Regions from separate parts of the Homo sapiens genome. Here region 1 is linked to region 2. The links are chromatin loops, found by intact Hi-C in ENCODE. Cell type or tissue: heart right ventricle. All regions are shown on one strand. Each heading gives the region's core, and the rest is flanking DNA. Links, peaks and the distances in the headings are about the cores only.

Region 1 (2,913 bases), core at 283-2,782, 88 kb before region 2:
TAAGTCCTACTCCCACTCTCGTGAACTTCATTTTATTCACACGTAAATCAGGGTTCATAATCTCTTCACTGCAAACTTCACAGCATCACTCAATGGATTTCATGAGCACCTACTACGTGCAGGGTAATCACATTCCTAACGCTAAAACCAAAGGGTAAGCATCGCTATACTCCTCCTTTAGTACATGATCAATTGGCAGTCCAGGGCCAACGAGAAGCAAAGCTGGGATTCCATCAGGCACTCTCTGACCTCCATGTTTGTCCTTTTCCATAGGTCACACTGTTTAGAAGGAGAAAGAAGAGCTCGCTGTGAAAAACGCTCCACAATGCTGCAGAGCCTTGTGAAGGTGGAAGAGTACTCTCATCAGCAAACGGCATTCCTTCCATGGAAAATGTCATTGGGAGGAAAGCAGGTGACTTTGGATTTCTTTTTCTTCTTTTCTATCCTTGTAAAGGATTTCCTTCTTCTCTATCTTTGATAACTCGTGAAAGCCTTAGGTTAATATTATCTACCAAGGACTCTACACTTCAAATAAGAACTGGGTGAAGGTAGCGGAGACCGAGCCAGCCCAGAACCAACTGCCTCAACTGAAGAAACTGACCAGAAAAGCCCTTTGAAGCTGTAATTAACTTCAGACATGATTTTGAAGAAGAAGAAGAAAAAACAAAAAACAAAATAACAGTAATGTCAGTGGGTATCAGAACTCCAGCCAATTCAACTGAGAGCTGGGAAGAGGGAAGAGAAAGTGCTGCAAATTTTCAACAGAGTGACCACAGAGTCCTACAGTATGAGCTCTCGTGGTGATGTAGCAGGCAGGCTTCTATTGTTTTAAAGATGGGGAATCATGAAAAAGAGAGAGAGAAGGGAAAGATGGGAAAAAATTTTAATCTTAAAAATATAAAAGCAGGCCAGGTGCAGTAGCTCACACCTGTAATCCCAGCACTTTGGGGTGCCAAAGCGGTCTCAGGAGTTTGAGACCAGCCTGGCCTACATGGTGAAACCCCGTGTCTACTAAAAATATAAAAATTAGCCAGTCATGGTGGCGGGTGCCTGTAAATCCAGCTACTTGGGAATCTGAGGCAGGAGAATTGCCTGAACCCAGGAGGCGGAGGTTGAAGTGAACTGAGATTATGCCACTGCACTCCAGCCTGGGTGACAGAGCGAGACTCTGTCTCAAATATATATATGTATATAAAAGCATTTGCAGCTATTCCAGATTAATATGGGAGGAAGTGATGGGAGAGACCAGAAGATTTGATAATCCCAAACCTAACTTGTTATAATGTGGTACAATGTAGACTGGTTTTCCTTGAGGTCAGGGACTGGACCTGCTTCATGACTGTCCAGTGCTGAGCACAGGGTGTGGCATCTGGTGGGATCTTAGGAAACATTTATGTAATGAGGAAATCTAGGAAATGTGATTGAAAATCTTCTTGACACCTTAGGGCCCTCACTATGATTGCAAAAATTATTAGTCTGTATAGATTAAAGCCAGGCTTCTGATTTATCTGGTGGGGCTGGTTAGTCAGTTATCCCTTTTTCACAGCCTCAGGCACTCTTGGCAGAGTTACATAAGTAAAAAGCCATGTGTGTATGCATGATAGGGATGAACGTATCAGTTAAGGGGCAGACTCCAATTTTGCAACCTTTTTAAAAAATATATTTTATTGTGATTAGAACACGTAACATGAGGACTACCCATTTAACAAATTTTCAAGTGTACGATATGGTATCATCGACTATAGATGTAATATTGTACAGCAGATCTATGGAGCTTATTCAATCTTGCTATCCTGAGCCAAGAAAATAAAAAGTATTTGTGTTTGTGAAATTGATTGGAAGAACTCTGCCAAAGGAAAGGCAACAGTTAGGTCTCAGGCAGGCCGGAAACCAAAACTCCATGGATCATAGAAGTAGAGACTCATGGGTACTTCCTTTCAAGAACCTCCGCTTTCCTTGATGTTTGCTTTGTGGCTGAGGAGACAAAGTGGCTCGATGGCACTCTCAGCTTACAATTCAGAGGAACCATTGTTGAGTCCCCTGATAGAAGTTTTCATCCCTTGGGCTTTGTGGTGGATTAAAGACGGCTACAAATTCCCTATCACTTCTCTGTTGAGAGGTGAAATGTGTTTCCTCAGCCCTTGAATACTGGGTTGGCCTGAGACTGCTTAACCAACAATATGTGGTAGAAGTGATGCTCTCTGTCAGCTCTGAGGTAGGCCTTTAATAAGACTAACAACCTCCTCTTCCTCCCTCTTGGAGCCCAGAGCTGCCACATAAGAAGTCCAGGCAAGCCAGGCGCGGTGGCTCATGCCTGTAATCCCAATACTTAGGGAGACTGAGGCAGGTGGATCACAAGGTCAGGAGTTCAAGACCAGCCTGATTAACATGGTGAAACCCCGTCTCTACTAAAAATACAAAAAATTAGTCGGGCGTGGTAGCATGCACCTGTAATCCCAGCTATTCAGGAGGCTGAGGCAGGAGAATCTCTTGAACCCAGGAGGTGGAGGTTGCAGTGAGCTGAGATCACGCCACTGCACTCTAGCCTGGGTGACAGAGCGAGACTCCATCTAAATAAATAAATAAATAAATAAATATCCAGGCTATTCTGCCAGGCACACAGAATAAGACCACTGAGGCACAGGAGGTCAAATAAAGATGCCATCTTTGATGTCCAGTCCAGTTAAACCTTCAGATGGTTCCAACCCCACCTAGCAACTGGCTGCAACCTCGTAAGAGACTCCAAGCAAGAACCACTGAGCTGAGCCCAGCCAACTCATAGAACCATGAGAGATAACAATATTTTACTATTTAAAGCCACAAAGTTTTGGAGTGGTTTGTTGTACAGCAACAGATAGCCAAAAGAGACCCTAAAACCTATAGCTAGCAAGGCCTAGAGTCTCAGGACAGGAA
Region 2 (2,913 bases), core at 168-2,667:
CTGAGGCTCCCCTGGGGACCCCTGCTGGGCAGCCCAGCCACATCCTGCTCCTCTGCCTCCCCTCCCCAGGTCTCGGTCCTTCCTGAGGGCGGTGAGACCCCACTGTTCAAGCAGTTCTTCAAGAACTGGCGGGACCCAGACCAGACAGATGGCCTGGGCTTGTCCTACCTTTCCAGCCATATCGCCAACGTGGAGCGGGTGCCCTTCGACGCCGCCACCCTGCACACCTCCACTGCCATGGCCGCCCAGCACGGCATGGATGACGATGGCACAGGCCAGAAACAGGTACGTTTAGGGCGTGGGGTGGGTGTGTCCAGGCCCCTCCCTCACTTTCCCCATGCACTGCCTCTTGCTTCCCCAAGGAGGTTTCTCTCTGAGGTTTGCACAACTTTGGTAGCTGAGATTCTTTGGTGTTACTTAGTTTTTACAGCCAATGCACCCTGTGTATCAGGCCCTGAGCCAAGTGTCTTGGCCCCACCTTGCCCCGAGGAGTGCCTGGTCTGGGAGGGGAGTTGACCATAGCCACAGACCTGTGTGATCAGTGGAAGATGGGAGGGAGCACAGGGGATTGTGCAGACACAGGAAGCAGTGGGGGTGGTTGGTCAGGGCAGCCTGCACAGAGATGGGAACCTTTGGGTTGGGTCTCAGAGGAGGAGTAGAGCTTTGCTGCCGGAGAGGAAGAGCGGAGAGTGATGGGCATTCCAGGAGGGACTCGCTATGTTCGGAAAGGAGGGAGCTATCCCAGGGGGCTAGTGCTGATGGCATCCCCAGGGAGGGGCCTTGAATGCCAATTTCAAGGGTGTAGACTTGATCCTCTAACCAGTGGGTGCTAGTGAGGGGTTTTTCTTTTTATTAAATCAGACATGCAACAGGCTCAGATTTATGCTTTATCTTTTTTTTTTTTTTTAATAGAGACAGGGTCTCGCTATGTTGCCCGGGCTAATTTCAAACTCCTGGGCTCAAGCAATCCTCCTGCCTCGGCCCCCCAAAGTGTTGGAATTACAGGCATGAGCCACTGCGCCCGGCCACCTGCTTTAGAAACTCACTGTGAAAATGGGTTGGAATATGACTCCAGGATATCATTAGAAGAAAAAAATCAGTTAAAAAATAAATAAAAGAAAAATAAAAAGAAAACTAAGAAAATGGATTGGAGGCAGGAAAATGAAGGTAGAGAGCTTATAAGGAGCTTGTTCTAATACTGTAGGGGAAAGATGATGACCTTGAGACTAAGAAGGTCACAGTGGAGAAGGGGAAGAGGGGTGTGGGGTTCAGAGGTGTTTAGGAGGTAGAATCCGCCTCAGGCAAACTTGACTCCGTTCCTAATGATAGGAATAACAAAGTGTTCATTTTTATATATTATTGTTTTTGGTTTGGTGCTAGCATTCATTTGTTGCTTCAGTGGCTAGGGAGAATGCAATGAAAATATTTCGGGTGGGGCGGTGTGGTAAGACCCCTGGCAGCCTGACTGTGAGACTTTGGGCAAGTTACATAACCTCTTTGAGCTTCACTTTCTCACTTGTAAAGTGGGGTTTCATCCCACTCCATCACCTTCAAGAATGTTCAAAATCCAGAGATTCTAGGATTCTGTTTCCCAGGACTTGGACGACTCCGTGTCTCCATAGCTCCACCAGGTGGCGCTGCCGGGCCTCGTGACCACTTGGAAAAAGCAGTGTCACCAGAACGCTGCGGAGACCTGCCAGCAGGGGTCACACTGAGGTTGCCTCGTGGTGTCCCTGCCTCTGCAGGTGACCTATGAAATTCCTGGCAGGCCCAGCACAGTGGCTCACGCCTGTAATCCCAGCACTTTGGGTGGCCGAGGCGGGTGGATCACCTGAGGTCAGGAGTTCGAGACCAGCCTGGCCAACATGGTGAAACCCCGTCTCTACTAAAAATACAAAACTTAGCTGGCCATGGTGGCAGGCACCTGTAATCCCAGCTACTCGGGAGGCTGAGACAGAAAAATTGATTGAACCCGGGAGGCAGATGTTGCAGTGAGCCGAGATTGCGTCATTGCATTCTAGCCTGGGCAACAAGAGTGAAACCTCGTCTCAAAAAACAAAAAAAAAAAAAAGAAAAAAAGAAAGAATCCAGGCAGCTCAGTAACAATAGAGGTAATGGTGATATTAGTAAGATAATAATAATAATTATGACAATAAGAGCAGCTGCCACCTACAGAGCAGTCCCTTTGTGCCGGGCCCTGTGCTAGACTTTCACGAGTAATCTCGTTTGAGCCTCACAGTACTTTGAGGTAGGTACTATGATTATCCCCATTTTTCAGATGGGAAAACTGAGGCTAAGAGTGGTTAAGCCAGTTGTCTGAGGTCTCATGGCCCGGAAGGGGATGAGGGGCCTGATTTGGGGTCTGTGTCTGGCTCCTCCCCTCACTGTACTGCATTCCTTTGGAGCTGCCTTGACGATCCTCAGCGAAGGACAGACGGGCTGGGGCAGGGCATGGTATGAGGAGCCCAGGCAGGAACCCTGACCCAGAGTCCCAGCCCTGCCTTCTAGTGGCTCTGTGAGTTGGGCAAACCATTTAACTCCAGTCCGAGCCCAAGTGATTAAAAGTTCATCCCATGGCCTAACCACAACCTACCACACTGCGGTTTCCTGGCTTGCCTGAGCTGGGGGGTGGGGGTGCTGCACAGCATCTGACTCCAGCTTTGCTCCTGCAGATCTGGAGAATCGAAGGTTCCAACAAGGTGCCCGTGGACCCTGCCACATATGGACAGTTCTATGGAGGCGACAGCTACATCATTCTGTACAACTACCGCCATGGTGGCCGCCAGGGGCAGATAATCTATAACTGGTGAGGTTCTGGGGCCATTGGTGTGTGTCGTGGGGGTACTGGCTGGGCCCTGAGCAGGGCTGAAGACAAACTGAGGGTGTGAGGGCCTGAGGTGGGACCACCACTCC

The links. Hi-C counts contacts between places; a loop is a spot of excess contacts. Peaks named below come from ENCODE experiments on the same cell type or tissue, not always from the same donor. Only the 100,000 strongest peaks of a DNase experiment are listed, where the experiment ranks them.
Region 1: it touches region 2 in a loop (3-fold over the local background); 14 of 110 quality-filtered maps call a loop at or near these places.

The regions. Positions count from the first base shown.
Region 1 is chr9:121,230,892-121,233,804 of GRCh38, forward strand. It overlaps a transcript of GSN not described here. Among named protein-coding and RNA genes, the nearest start is that of RAB14, 30 kb to the left of the region's middle. In heart right ventricle, for the core only: no CTCF peak of the experiment used is centred there; no DNase peak of the experiment used is centred there.
Region 2 is chr9:121,318,596-121,321,508 of GRCh38, forward strand. It overlaps GSN (gelsolin), which reads left to right. Exons shown (of 18, transcript NM_198252.3): 10 at 70-285; 11 at 2,673-2,806. Among named protein-coding and RNA genes, the nearest start is that of GSN-AS1, 35 kb to the left of the region's middle. In heart right ventricle, for the core only: a CTCF peak has its summit at 1,651 (motif pointing right); DNase peaks (open chromatin) are centred at 466, 686, 1,666 and 2,596; H3K27ac peaks cover 2,500 bases.